Regions from separate parts of the Mus musculus genome. Here region 2 is linked to region 1. The links are chromatin loops, found by intact Hi-C in ENCODE. Cell type or tissue: left cerebral cortex. All regions are shown on one strand. Each heading gives the region's core, and the rest is flanking DNA. Links, peaks and the distances in the headings are about the cores only. Region 1 has its middle 240 kb from the start of Gm25439. Region 2 has its middle 140 kb from the start of Gm32171.

Evidence for each region. Hi-C counts contacts between places; a loop is a spot of excess contacts. Peaks named below come from ENCODE experiments on the same cell type or tissue, not always from the same donor. Only the 100,000 strongest peaks of a DNase experiment are listed, where the experiment ranks them.
Region 2: it touches region 1 in a loop (2.1-fold over the local background); 1 of 42 quality-filtered maps calls a loop at or near these places.

What each region holds. Positions count from the first base shown.
Region 1 is chr9:33,670,811-33,678,474 of GRCm38, reverse strand. No RefSeq gene overlaps it. Among named protein-coding and RNA genes, the nearest start is that of Gm25439, 240 kb to the left of the region's middle. In left cerebral cortex, for the core only: no CTCF peak of the experiment used is centred there; no DNase peak of the experiment used is centred there.
Region 2 is chr9:33,386,029-33,393,692 of GRCm38, reverse strand. No RefSeq gene overlaps it. Among named protein-coding and RNA genes, the nearest start is that of Gm32171, 140 kb to the right of the region's middle. In left cerebral cortex, for the core only: no CTCF peak of the experiment used is centred there; a DNase peak (open chromatin) is centred at 4,319.

The DNA of each region.
Region 1 (7,664 bases), core at 1,160-6,159:
AGCCATGTAGATATATTTTCTAATCGGATGTTAATTGTTTCATTTGTCCCTGGATGAATCCAAACCATCTGCCCCTGCAAATCTGACTCGTTGAGAGCTGAGTTAGGGCCATTCTCTGGCTCCAGCTCCCTCACTCTCAAGTCCGCAGAGGTTGAAGCAAGCAGACAGGGCTGCATTATTGCCTTCTGTTTGGCTTATTACCAACATGACCTCTAGATCTCTCTCAGTATTAGTTCTAAATAAATTTAAAACTTGAATCCTTGGACATCAGGCATTGCGAAGGAATGGGGAGTCTGCGCTTGACCTCATACCTTTTCATTGCAATTTTATAATGAACAAAACAGATCTGAGAAATTTCTATCTCAGTCTTATAGGATTGAAGAGGAAGAATCAATCCATGCAGATGAAAATGACCCTGCAGCCTTTAAAGGCAGGAGAAAGCAAAGCTCGAGGGTGGACTTTGTGCTATTAGTGGTTTCGAATTGAATGCTGAGGCTTAGCATGGTACTAAGAACAAGGACTTTTTTTCTTCCATTGTAAAGGTCACTTGCATCTCTTTAACCACATATTGGTCTTACAAGGAAAAAGGTGACAGGCTCTGCACTGTCAGAATTCTAGCCTTGACTTGGTCTCAGCAGCAGGAGAGAGTTTCTTAAAACAGGACACAGAACCTTCTGGAGTCCTTGCTTAAGGCATCGACAGTTGTTATTATTCCTTCAAAGAGAAAAAAAAAATCTGTACAAACTATGTTCTTTTCTTGGACTTAAATCCTGTCTAGCCTGAAAGGCATATGGGAAAGGTAGAGCTGGGGTTTCTCTTATTGAAGTTTTTGATTCATCTCTCCACTTTCCGGGAACAGTAAGTGTCTCTGCAGTCTACTCAATGCAGCCCAACAGGAGGAGCATGTAGCCATGTGATTGCCATTCTGGCTCTGATCTTTAACAGAGAAAATGCTGTGTCTACAGAATTGACACAAGAACAATGGTCGCGGTGCTAAACGGGAAGTGTATACACACTTGCTTTCTTTTGTCTTGGGATGCGTTTTAACTGAACTACAGGTACATTGAGACAGACTGGGCTCTATGGAACTTGAAGCCTGAGTATCTTCAGGGAACACTTGGAAGGCAAGTTTCAGGCACTGTAAAGCAGGAAATGAAACTGCACCATGTTGGAGGCAGAGAGACGACAGCAATCTTCTGAACATGCAGTTATTAGTTGTTTCTCCAGAGGCAACTGAGACAAGCCCAGGAAAGTTCTCATCTAAGCTGTTTCTCTGTGCTTTTGCACATTGCACGGAATGGATAAAGCATCTTCATTGAGCATCCACCACTCCTTGAGCCGTGTGCTACAGCACAGTAGTGTTGAGAGTGACCAATTCTTGTGGAGCTCATGCAGTCTGAGAGGAGACAGATACTATGCAGTCACACAAGTCAGGACTTTCTTTCAATTGTGTGAAGTCAGAATCCTACACTGCTACGGAGACATTTGTTATATACAGGAAGGTGTCCAGGACCCAACAATAGAAAAGATGTTCAGAGCTAGTATATTCTTTGTCATATATCAATGTAAAGAATACATTTAAAGTCTTTTCTTCATCTCAAATAAGTAATTGCTGACGAATATCAAAAACCTTAGTAAACTCCAAGTTGCTATCTGTTCTTAGATAGACTTAGTCTCCGCTTTTTTTACTGGCAAGACAAGCATTTTGGTCAAAAGGGCTTCTGGAAACAAGGCAGAGATCGTGAAGTATCTGTTGGCTCAAACTCAGGGAAAGATGAAGGCTCCATGAACACACTTTGTCCCTAAGAAGAAACAGTGGAAGCTCAGAGACCCATTGTGGGCAGGTGTGCACTTAACCTTTCTGAATTGGGTATCAAGAAATAGTTATGAGTAGGAATTTTGCTCACTAGAAACTTATATGCTTTTATGCTATGAAGGAGCCCCACTAGACTATATCACTCCTGATTGGAATGCCATACTACACAGAACCTACACATTTAGTTTGGATGGTACATGGTGGAAACGTTTCAATTGAAGAGAAAAAGGCGGCAGTGGGGATGATGCATCAGCTTCAGTTGCTCACCAATCATCTAGAAGAACTGATTTAAAGGTAATCTTTTGAGCTCTTCTCAGTTCTCATGGGTTATGGCATGATCAGAATTGAGACACAAAATACCCAAGTCTCATTAGGAGACTAATGAGAAAGGCAGGTTTCTCTTCTTTCTACTAAAGGAGAAAAATTCTGAGCCAATGAAGAACCTACTAATATAGGTGCTGATCCTAAGAGGAGGAACATGGAAAGTAAGAGGCATAGAGCTTAGATTGTTACTTGTGTTTTACTTTCTAAATAAAATCCGAGTGCAGAGTCTCTGAGGCTATCCCAAGATCCAATCCTTATCCCTTCCCCTGTTTAGTACCCATGTACTTGGTAATTATTCTACTAAGCCAACATGGAAGACAGAGGTAATTAGTGCAGCTTTCAATGCTGTCCCAAGCCTTGAGAAGATATCATTTTGAATGGTCAATAGTGATTTTCAGATTTCCTTGGGATGTAAGAATTTGATATTTACTTTCCCCAGATCCTCTTCCTTTCCTGGTCTTTAATAGAATTTTCCTTAATAATGGGGGAAAAAAGAGCCATATTATGCTTATAATTCAGGATAAGGCTTTGAGCAATAAGACCAACTCCCCCCCCCCCCCGTACCATTTATACTCATTGGCTGAATTTAGTTTACCCTAGGGACTGACAAGCTTAGAAATATTTGAACTCAAAAAGAATGATACTGTTAAAAGTAATAGCATGAGAAAACAAACAACCATTAAGCTTACCTAATTCCACCACCCAAAACAACTTTTGAGGCCTCTATGTATAATTTTCCAGGGTCTATCTTCACTGGAACACATTTTACAAATTTTAATTTACATATTGTTTTGCGTTTTTCTTCTCTTAAGATTATATTTCAAGCATTAAATAAAAAAAAATCCACTTTGGAAAGCCATAACTCAGATATCACTCTGCTGTAGTCTGAAGAGGCATTAATGCCTGAGGAATCCCAGCAAATCATTTCAGGCTTCTGTCAGTCTCCAGTGACACCATTTAGAAAGAAGTGGAGGGAAGAAATAAAAAATAATGTAACCCTGTGAGGGAAGAAGACAACAGAGTTACCAAGTGCTATTGTCTGACAAGACATCTCTGGAGAGGCTGGGATGAAAGCCACACAAATTACTAAAAGCCATTTAAGAAATTGGAGACCCTTCAAGTGTGGGAGAAAGGAGAACATGAAGGATAGGGGGTCTGAAGAATTCTGTTCCTTTCCTCACGAATGCGTGGTGAAGGTGGTTAGTTAAGTGGCTTCATAGATTTTCAAACAGAAATGGTCTGAGGAAAAGGGTGTGTTAATCACTCTGCAGTGGGGACTACAGGCTCAGTGTGGGCTGTGGCCTGCTCTGTTAAAGGGTCCTGGGGCAGAATTCTCTTTATTTCTGCCTCCATCAGCCTTGTGTCCTTGTCTTGACCTTGACAGAAAGGATCTTTGCATAGCCTGTGGCTCTTGGGTCCTTACGGTTTTTGAAATATTCGACAAAACAGCCCAGATGCCTTGCATAATAACATAGAAAACAGACATGGTTTCTGCATTTCTGTGTAGATGTATGCACAGTCTCCCTATAATTTTAAGGGGGACAAAGGAGACAAAATACTCATCTTTGCGGTGTTTTTCCTTCAGCATAGTGTTTTGTTTGGAATATGACTCACAAGAATTGGACATCTAGGTTCATGATCCAAGCTGCTAGCATGGACAGACATCTCAGAATAAATCCCTTTCCTAATGACTTCAGCTGCAGGAGCGTAAACTCAAATGTCCTAACATGTTGATAGGGAGAAATACAAAGATGATACCCCTCTCTTTTCCTGGTGTCCAGTATCTTTAACTCTTTTGATTTACAGAGAGATGTTATCAGTAGTAGCTTCTCAAAAGCACCTAAGAATTGTTTATTCTCATCATTTCTGATTCATGGAATATGTTGTGTTTTTATGTGTTCTTGCTATTTCTTATTCCTTTCATCCTTTCTTACAATATAGGAGATGGGTGCTACAGATAGCATCCAAGTGTCCCTCCAGTCCCAGCATGGAACAATTTCTGTGATTTATTAAGGGCTGGTCCAAAGGAGCAAGAGTAGTATCTTAGGTAGAAAGTGAATTGATCAAAGGTAAAGGAATAAAAGACATTAAGTTTACCATTGGGTGAGTGTCATTTCAAACATGGTCTTTTTTGATTCCCCATCAATCCTTAACTATGGGACTGGAAAGACCCTGATACCAATTTCTAAATGAAGACCTGAGCCAGGGATACTGCATGACCCATGTTTTCTAACCAGCTTTTCTAGAACCCAAGCTTAAGAGACCACATCAAACTCGTGCAACACCCTAATGTCAAGTTGGACAATGGGAGCATGGCTGTGGTGAGAATGGACTGGGAAGACTTATGTCATCTGCACAGCATCAGAGGGCATGGCCCACATGGACGACACCATGATATTACCTAAAAATTACTATTTCAATGGCCAGGTATTGTCTTTCCAGTTGTAGTCTAAGACTTATTTGTCCTGCTCTTTAGTTATAATATTGTTTCAGGAAAACATTGTAGGGAAGATTTAGTTATTTCATCTCACCAAGTACCACCTCTTAGCCCCTCAAACTCTCAACATATGGAGAACATATGGTGAGGGGCAAGGCTACTTGAGACAGAATTATGATTTATTTCTCTACTAAGTTTCTTTTTGAAATAGGTCAATATGTGGCATATTGATATTGCAAAAATTAAGTTTCTCCTCTTCTCTTCCCTCTCTCTCTGTCTCTCAGTCTCTTTCTGTCTATCTGTCTGTCTGACTCTCTCTCTCTCTCTCTCTCTGTGTGTGTGTGTGTGTCTGTCTGTCTGTCTGTCTGTCTGACTCTGTGTGTGTGTGTCTGTCTGTATGTCTGTCTGACTGTCTACTTCTGAGCAAGACATACTCTGTTGACTCACTTTACAAATACATGCACCCTAGTCAGTTTCCACACATGATAGCATAATATCACATTAAAATTTCATTAATTTGATAAGAAACCTATACATTTTCAGTTCTATTTGCCATATATAAAAGGAAATTTCATTTCTATAAATGTTTGGAATGCACAGCCTTCAATTAAAGGCTAATTCTAATTAGAAGAAATACATGGAACACTATGTGGGAGGAAAAGCTAGACATGTCATTCACTGTAACAAGCTTGCCATACTAATCTGGTGGGAGTTCTTCCTGCAGGATGAGAGGGACAAACAGCCCTTTGATATGTGTCATTGTCCTGAATGACCTAGGCTTTCTCTATAATCAGCTCCTACTCCCCAAAGCTTATAATCTGAGCATTTTTTTCTCTCATTATCCCCACAGAATTACCAGAATGCATTTATCTTGATGACTCCAAGGTTGTGACCCACAGCTGCCTCCACAGGTTCATAGCCAAGATGAGCTTCCAGAATACCATCCAATGCTCAGAGCTTTACCATTGCCCTTCCTGACTGAGGTCACTTGGTTTATAATGGTGATTTATTGCAGATTGGATCCGTCTGGTTTATTGTTCTGCTACAACCTTCCTGATCATTTTTCCTCTTAACCAAGCTCTGTGATTATCACAAATGACCTTAGGATTCAGGCAGTCACTGGGGACTAAGGGTGGGGAAAATGTATGGTGGGTTAGCTACTGTGATTCCTCTTTTCACCTGTAGGAGATAGGTGATGCCACCCTAGGCCATCCAGTTCAAACTCTCTCTCTCTCTCTCTCTCTCTCTCTCTCTCTCTCTCTCTCTCTCTCTCTCTCTCTCTCTCTCTCTCTCTCTCTCTCTCTCCCTCTCTCTCTCTCTCTCTCTCTCTCTCTCTCTCTGTGTGTGTGTGTGTGTGTGTGTGTGTGTGTGTGTGTGTGTACTCACCTGCTCGGCAGAAGTGTTTGTCCTTATCACCAACACTGATCTCACTGAGGTATCAGGGGAGCAGCTGGCCACAATTAGGACTCCTAATCAGCCTAAATAGATTCCAGTGAAGGTAAGCCCCTGATGTCACAGCTGGTTACTTCCTGACCACTGCCCAGCACTTTCTCTGAGGTATTTAGCCACATGACAAACCTCTCCAGCCATTAGCCAGAGCCTTGGTGATATGCATATAGGCCAGTCAATGGGCCTCAACTCCATTTCCAGTTCAAGATTGCTTCGCCCTGAGCCTCTCAATCTCTCTCTCGGCTCTTAGCCAAGGATGATTTGAGCTCTGCCCATTTTTATTTCTATTCTTTTAGTCCCAAGTGGCTCTGTATCTGCCCCTCGGAAGTAACTATACATGGAAGGGTGAGTAGCCCAGCCAGTGTGTGGCACATGAGACTTGTTCCATCTCTGTTAAGGCACAGAGCAGTTGTCTTATACACCACAGCAAGATAGAATTAGCTGAGGCTTGGAGTCAGATGGGAGGCCTTGGTGCAGATGTGTGCGTAGTTTTATGAATATATCAAAGAAGCCACACCATTTCACTCCATTACATACTTCCTATCTATCACATGCAGCTAATAATACCTAATTTTTGGAGTTCTTCTTAATAATAAATGAAACAAGATCGATTACACTGCCTGATACATAGTAAGCTCCCAATGAATATTAGCTTAAAATGTATTAGCTAATGTAATAATTTATAAACCCTGGGCTTGTGGGGTATGCTTAATCCATGTTAATGATATTTACTGATATTAATGATATTATGTGCCCTGTGATCATATTTTTATAATGAAATGATGATTAGGCCTTTGGGAACACTTAACCAGGTGATCGGCTGAGGGGGACTATATATAGCATATAGTCCCAATAGAACAGAAAAGACCACTGTCCACTAATTTGGGCAGACCAAGACATGTATACACTTAGCAGAGTGTTTTAGAGGCTAGAGTGTGTAGAAGTGAAAAATAAAGTTTACAATTTTAAACTGGCCAGAAGGTGCTGTTTTTTTGAGAAATCATTGTAGTTTTATATGATGGACAGCCTTCTAATTTCCATATACTAAAATGAGGTTTAAAGATACTGTAGAATAGGAAACTGGTACAAGGTTAGACTTCAGACACCCAACCCTTAGCACTAGATAGTAGTGAAGTAAACTCTGGGAATCGTGTATTAAGGTCATTGTCACCTGTGCCATGTGTCCCATGCCTTACAGATTGTGAAAGACTTTCACACACACAGCTTATGTAATCACAGTAGTGTGATATATGACTGCTATGTTAGTTTTCCACAGCTGTAACTGGTATATGAGAGAGAATAACTTAAGGCGGGTATTTTTTTTTTTTTTTTTTTTTTTTTTTTAGTTTGGCTTATGGTTTCAGTCCACCATCCCTAGCCAGGTCTCTTCTGGGTCTGGAGTGACAGAGAGCATTACAGTGAAGGACACCTAGGGTAGAATTAACACCCTCCAGGGTGGGCTTACAGCAGAGTGAGAAGAAGGGTCTGGCCATTAGTTCTACCCCTCAAAGACAGGTCCCCAGGGGTTTACTTCCCCCTGCAAGGCAAGGGCTTGATTCCTCAAATTTTCAGTACCTCTCAAGTTAGTGCCACCAAAGTTCAGCACTTGAGCCCATGGGGACCTGATGCATCTTCCAT
Region 2 (7,664 bases), core at 1,644-6,643, 290 kb after region 1:
GTTGAAGAAGAAGGCCCAAAACAGGGCCTCTCTCAGAAGCTGTGTTGCTTTGGCAGTTCCCAGAAGCTGTCAGCTTCTGTGGTGCAGACTCTCACCTGTGCAGACTAAATTCCTAAGTTCCAGGGAGTCCTGGAACCAAGATGGCGACCCTGCTCCTGAGGCTGAGGCCTCCTCCCGAGCCAGGCGGACACCTGTCCTCTGGTCCGGACGGTGGCCGGCTGTCTGCAGCCCGCCAAGGGTGCTGCCTCAGCGGCTTTGTGCTTCCGCCCGTGCCAGAAGCTGTCCGGTTCTCTGGCGCACCCTCTAACCTGTTCAGACTAATTTCCTAGGTCCCGCGGAGTCCTGGAACCCAGATGGCAACCGCTGCTGCTGAGGCTGAGGCCGCCTCCCAAGCCAGGCGGACACACACACCTCCTTGTATTGGTTTTTTTCTGTTATTATCCTTTGAAGGGCTGGATTCGTGGAGAGATAATGGGTGAATTTAGTTTTGTCGTGGAATACTTTGGTTTCTCCATCTATGGTAATTGAGAGTTTGGCTGGGTATAGTAGTCTGGGCTGGAATTTGTGTTCTCTTAGTGTCTGTATAACATCTGTCCAGGCTCTTCTGGCTTTCATAGTCTCTGGTGAAAAATCTGGTGTAATTCTGATAGGCTTGCCTTTATATGTTACTTGACCTTTTTCCCTTACTGCTTTTAGTATTCTATCTTTATTTAGTGCATTTGATGTTCTGATTATTATGTGTCGGGAGGAATTTCTTTTCTGGTCCAGTCTATTTGGAGTTCTGTAGGCTTTTTGTATGTTCATGGGCATCTCTTTCTTTAGATTTGGGAAGTTTTCTTCAATGATTTTGTTGAAGATGTTTGCTGGTCCTTTGAGTTGAAAATCTTCAATCTCATCCACTCCTATTATGCATAGGTTTGGTCTTCTCATTGTGTCCTGGATTTCCTGGATGTTTTGAGTTAGGATCCTTTTGCATTTTGTATTTTCTTTGATTGTTGTGCCCATGTTCTCTATGGAATCTTCTGCACCTGAGATTCTCTCTTCCATCTCTTGTATTCTGTTGCTAATGCTGGCATCTATGGTTCCAGATTTCTTTCCTAGGGTTTCTATCTCCAGCGTTGCCTCACTTTGGATTTTCTTTATTGTGTCTACTTCCCTTTTTAGGTCTAGTATGGTTTTGTTCATTTCTATCACCTGTTTGGATGTGTTTTCCTGTTTTTCTATAAGGACTTCTACCTGTTTGGTTGTGTTTTCCTGTTTTTCTTTAAGGACTTGTAACTCTTTAGCAGTGTTCTCCTGTATTTCTTTAAGTGAGTTATTAAATTCCTTCCTTATGTCCTCTACCATCATCATGAGAAATGCTTTTAAATCCAGGTCTACCTTTTCAGGTGTGTTAGGATGTCCTGGACTGGGCGAAGTGGGAGTGCTGGGTTCTGATGATGGTGAGTGGTCTTGGTTCCTGTTATTAGGATTCTTACGTTTACCTTTCGCCATCTGGCAATCTCTGGAGTTAGTTGTTATAGTTGTCTTTGTTTAGAGATTGTTCCTCTGTTGATTTTGTTACCCTCTATCAGCAGACGTGGGAGACTAGCTCTCTCCTCTGAGTTTCAGTGGTCAGAGCAGTCTCTGCAGGCAAGCTCTCCTCTTTCAGGGAAGGTGCACAGTTATCTGGTGTTTGGACCTCCTCCTGGCTGAAGATGAAGGCCCAAAACAGGATCTTTCCCAGAAGCTGTGTTGCTTTGGCCAGGAAGGTGGCCGGTTGTCTGGAGCCGAAGATGGCGCCGCCTCAGAAGCTCTGTGGCTCTCGCCTGTCCCAGAAACGGCTGGCCTCTGTATTCCACACAGTCACCCGTGCAGCCTGCCCTCCACAGAGTCCCGGAGCCAAGGAGGCTCCCGCTGCCGGGGCCTGAGGCACAAACCTCTCGGGCTGGGGGATCCCTGTGCACTCACCAGGAAGGTGGCCGGTTGTCAGGAAGGTGGCCGGTTGTCTGGAGCCGAAGATGGCGCAGCCTCCGACCATCAACTTATAATTTAATGAAACTAGTAGTTCAGGGGTACCTGCTGGTAAACTCCATTACCTAGATATTTTTCTGTGTTCTTCATACCCTTGGCTCCCCTCCATGGCAGACTAACTTCTATGAAACATTACCAATACATTAATGCAATGATTCTCATCCTTCCTAATACTATGACCCTTTAATACAGTTCCTCATGCTGTGGTGACTCCCAGCCATAAAATTACTTTTGTTGCTACTTTATTACTGTACTTTTGTTACTGTTATGAGTTGTAATATAAACATTTGTGTTTTTCAATGGTCTGAGCAGACTCCGATGAAAGGGTCTTTCACCCCTAATGGGGTCATGACCCACAGGTTGAGAAACACTGCATTAATGAGTCACTTTCTTTCTGCCCAAAAATCCACTGAAAATATGCACATATATTTGTTATTCATATGAACTCATTGATTATCAAAATGTCAATGACTTTTTCCCCTAGAACTTTAATAGAATGTAAAGTGTTTTTAACAATTGCTCAGAATCAGCACAACTAATCAGGAACAGACCTGCAAAAATTGGCTAAGTGTATGTACCCTAAGCATGCATTGGATTAACGTGAATTTACCAGGTACTAATCAGAGTAAAAACGTTTAACATTCTTCTAAATGAGTAGATATACTATCCATACAGATTTAACATAAAGTCATTTTATTCATTTAAAATTTCCATCAAGACGGGGACTTTATACTAACAAAGTATTTGCTGGTTGCCCTTGAACTAATTCTCAACAGACATAATTGAAGAACAGCTGTGTTTAAGCAGACATCTCCCGTCTATAGAGTGAACTCAAGATTACTGTCTCCAAAAGATATTTGCTATGAAGTAGGTGAGAATACCTGGGTCATAGTGGAGCTTGTTTCAGAAGATGTTATCATTTGTTACAAGTGAGCATTTGAGTTCTCAATAATCTTTTGCTCAAGGTGTTTCAGTTTCAATTGTTCCCATTGTTCCAGGATTCCTCAGAAGTACCTTGGTATCGTGATTTGAAAAGAGCAATAAGCTTTGACGTTTGAGAGGGAACAGAAATAAAGAATGTATATTTAAGCTAGAAAGACAAATGTCAGCAGCTCTCAATCCTCTCATTTTTCCCTTGACATGAGATTTACTCTCCACAAATTTTTAAGTGTATAACCCACTAGCTTTGAGCAATCATCACAATATTATACAGTATATCCCCCCCAAATACTTTTATACTCCACTAAGACTTTTATTCCTATTCATTGCCAACCCGTCATGCTACCAGATCTCTTGCCCTCTTGATGGGAACACCTTGGGAACAGGTTAACTGACAGATGGCAAAACTGGTTCTACAATGATCAAATAATGACCTGGATTTCGGGGAACAACATGAGAATCAGATAGGTGGATAGGGGTGTGTGTGTGTGTGTGTGTGTGTGTGTGTGTGTGTGTTGGGATTCACATGGTGCAAGGAATATCCTTGCTTCCTGCATGCTGCAATGAGCAGTGAAGACCAATCATTAGAGTTTTCCAAATAAAGATGTGTGATCACTATGACTGCTTTGTTCCTCCCAACACTCACTCATCCTTAAGAAACAACATCACAGGGTGAGTTTTCCAGAAGAAACAGGCACATGACAAACGGTTTGAACCCATTCTTTCATGGCTGTATTTCTGACAGTATTTTTTCAAAGCTTAGATGTAGTCCAGTCTGATGTAGTGTTCTCACTGAGAGTGCTTTTCTAGGCAAACCACCTTTTAAAGAAAGCCCTGCTAAATGCTTCAGCCTAAAGCTGGTACTTTAATTTGGAATAAAAAAGACAGTGCCCACCTCAAGGGCAGGATGACTGAAGAGTTCTTTGATCTTGCTGTGTCTCTGAGTAAGCGAAGTAAGAATAAATCGCCTCTGATTTGCTGTTAATTAAGGGAAGTGACAAGTTCTGTTTATCGGTAATAGACATAAAGGGCCTTATGAATTCCAAAGAAGGCAAAGGCCTGCTTGTCTGGGGAACATCAGTGTATCTTAAAAAAAAAGCTTGTTCTTGGGCAGGTCTGGTAGAGAAGATTAAACTGGTTTTATATTCATTTCATTTGGCAAAATTAAAACCTGAAAATGAACATGGAGTTTTGTGACCTCAGCATCATTTTAAGACAGTGATGAATGTTCTCCCTCTCTCTCTCTCTCTCTCTCTCTCTCTCTCTCTCTCTCTCTCTCTCTGTGTGTGTGTGTGTGTGTGTGTGTGTGTAGTAGTGACTCATCCCTTCCTGATGGTGTGACTCACATTAGGGTAGAATACCAACCACCAGCAGTTCCTCCTAAACATCTTGAAAATTGAGTCAGAAGAAGAGCAATTCTATCTTTGCTGATTCCTACAGACTATTGGACTGGAACACACAGGCATTTTGCTTACATAGGCACCACACAAACAGCAGCTCTAGGTGGAACTGTCACTCCCAGGTGATTATCATTTCAACTTAAAATTAACCAAATAATACTAATGTCTCTGCCTTCTACCTCCCCTCTCCCTCCTCCTCTTTCTTCCAACTACTTTCTTCCTCACACACCCTACCATATAGTTATACCACCAGCTCAACTTACTCTTACTGGTTATTACATATATTCATTGAGTGCAATTGATACAAGACTATGCTATGTTCAACTAATGAAATCAAACATTGCCAATCAAAAGTGGCCTCAGTACAGGGGAACGCCAGGGCCAAGAAGTGGGAGTGGGTGGGTAGGGGAGTGGAGGGTGGGGTATGGGGGGACAGTTGGGATAGCATTAGAAATGTAAATGAAGAAAATACCTAATAAATTTTTAAAAAGTGGTTTAAATAAATGCAGCTCATTCCTCTCTAAAGGTTTCTAGAGCTCCCACTAATTTCTACATCTGCATCTATATCTAATTGTACATGCACATACACATACACAAATGCACACAAGTATACACACATTCACATATACATACATACACCCATGAACATAAGCATGCATATGTATACATTTGCATGTACACACATACAAAATTCATGCACACATGCACACATACACATGCACAACATGCACACGTGCACACATACATTCAATATCTCCTCATAGCATTTTGTTTCCAAATACTACATGAAATCCCATGTGAGGACTAATTCTTTTTTTAAAGGATTTTCTTCATTTACATTTCCAGTGCTATCCCAAAAGTCCCCCATACCCTCCTCCCCCCAACTCCCCTACCCACCCACACCCACTTCTTGGCCTTGGCTTTCCCCTGTACTGAGGTATATAAAGTTTGCAAGACCAATGGGCTTCTCTTTCCACTAATGGCCTACTAGGCCATCTTCTGATACATATGCAGCTAGAGACACGAGCTCTGGGGGGTGCTGGTTAGTTCATATTGTTGTTCCACCTATAGGATTGTAGATCCCTTTAGCTCCTTGGGTACTTTCTCTAGCTCCTCCATTGGGGGCCCTGTGATCCATCCAATAGTTGACTGTGAGCATCCACTTCTGTGTTTGCTAGGCCCTGGCATAGTCTCACAAAAGAGAGCTATATCTGGGTCCTTTCAGCAAAATCTTGCTAGTGTATGCAATGGTGTCAGCGTTTGGGGGCTCATTATGGGATGGATCCCCAGATACGACAGCCTCTAGATGGTTCATCCTTTCTTCTCAGCTCCAAACTTTGTCTCTGTAACTCCTTCCATGGGTGTTTTGTTCCCAATTCTAAGAAGGGGCAAAGTGTCCACACTTTGGTCTTCGTTCTTCTTGAGTTTCATGTGTTTTACAAATTGTATCTTATATCTTGGGTATTCTAAGTTTCTAGGCTAATATCCACTTATCCGTGAGTACATATCATATGAGTTCTTTTGTGACTGGGTTACCTCACTCAGGATGATGCCCTCCAGGTCCATCCATTTGCCTAGGAATTTCATAAATTCATTCTTTTAAATAGCTGAGTAGTACTCCATTGTGTAAATCTACCACACTTTTGTATCCATTTCTCTGTTGAGGGGCATCTGGATTCTTTCCAGCTTCTGGCTATTATAAATAAGGCTGCTTAGGAACATAGTGGAGCATGTGTCCTTCTTACCGGTTGGAACATCTTCTGGATATATGCCCAGGAGAGGTATTGCTGGATCCTCCAGTAGTACTATGTCCAATTTTCTGAGGAACCACCAGACTAGTTGTACAAGCTTGCAATCCCACCAACAATGGAGGAGTGTTCCTCTTTCTCCACATCCTTGCCAGCATCTGCTGTCACCTGAATTTTTGATCTTAGCCATTCTGACTGGTGTGAGGTGGAATCTCAGGGTTGTTTTGATTTGCATTTCCCTGATGATTAACAGGTTTTTCTCCAAACTGGATAGAAGAGAGTCTAAGTAACCAGGAGATCCCCTCTGATTGCCCATGAAGTTTTTTGTGGGTGCTAAACTGTAACACAAGTGATTATCTTTTCTGTTTCAATGCAATGTCCTCACAGAGGGGTCCACCTGGTCTGACCCCTACCATTTCTGAATCCTTTTGTCCTTTTTGACTGAGAGCTAGAAAGTGGCTTAATCTAATGATGAACATAGGGAAAATAAGTTAAGCATGTTATTTTCAGTTCCACCCTTTTATTTTGGGAACTGTCTACCTAAAGCAGGAGAAACCCAGCATTCTTCAGCAGTCATGCTCTTTATCAGAAGGCAGGAGGCCTTCCCTGGTCTTGAACTCTCCAGCAATGGATCATTTTCTCAAGTCCACTCCCAGCTTTACTCAGTAGTCCCTTAAGACATGTATTTCACCTAACACTTTAAGGTGGAGTTTCAGTACTCATTCTGTGAACCAGCAGACCTGACAAAAATGTTAATTCTCTTTGGACTAAGGGGACTGGATGGGGTTCATGCCCAGTGTCCTGTTCGCTGCTGTTTTTGAACATTCCACATGAATAGCACCATGTTCTAAATGTGTCCTAAGTGTTGGAACGAAAAATTTCAGAAACTAAAATTATTGTCAATAGAGGTGATATTTTAACTTATTTTTCCATACTAATCTTTGTCTTAATTCTCCAAAACAAGGAAATGCCTACAATTTATTCAGCTGCCTAGGCCCTAGTCATATGGGCTTAGTTCTTACAGGATAGTTAATATGTACCTTTCCATTCATCCTAGAGTGGTTTATTCCCAAACATTTTTCTGAGCTATACTTTAAGTCTTAAATATCACCCAAAGGTTCATGTGTTAATGATGTAAGCAGCTCAGTGTGATTTGGAGGTGATCAAACCATTCAGCCGTGGGCCCAGAACCTTCCTCTCTCTTTCACTCTCTGTTCTTGGGGTAACTGGTTTTTCTCAGTTATCCACCACAGTGTGCTGACTAAGCACAAGCCTACAAGCAGAGTAGGGTTAACCCAAAACTTCTACAGCCAAGAGCCAAGATTACCTTTCTTATCACAAACTAAGGTATCAGATATTTCTTTTAGGAACAGAAAGCTGAAGAACACACCACATAGAAGATAGCCAATCTTTTAGCTTCCTAAGAGATGATGCTTCATGGGACTATCTGTATCTAGTTTCCCCTCCTCCCTGGGACTGTCCATCCATTTTCTCCAGGGTTCATTTAAGTGTTGTTAAGGATCCTTTTCTGGTGTCCAATGCCTTCTTAACTCTTTTGTCTCCC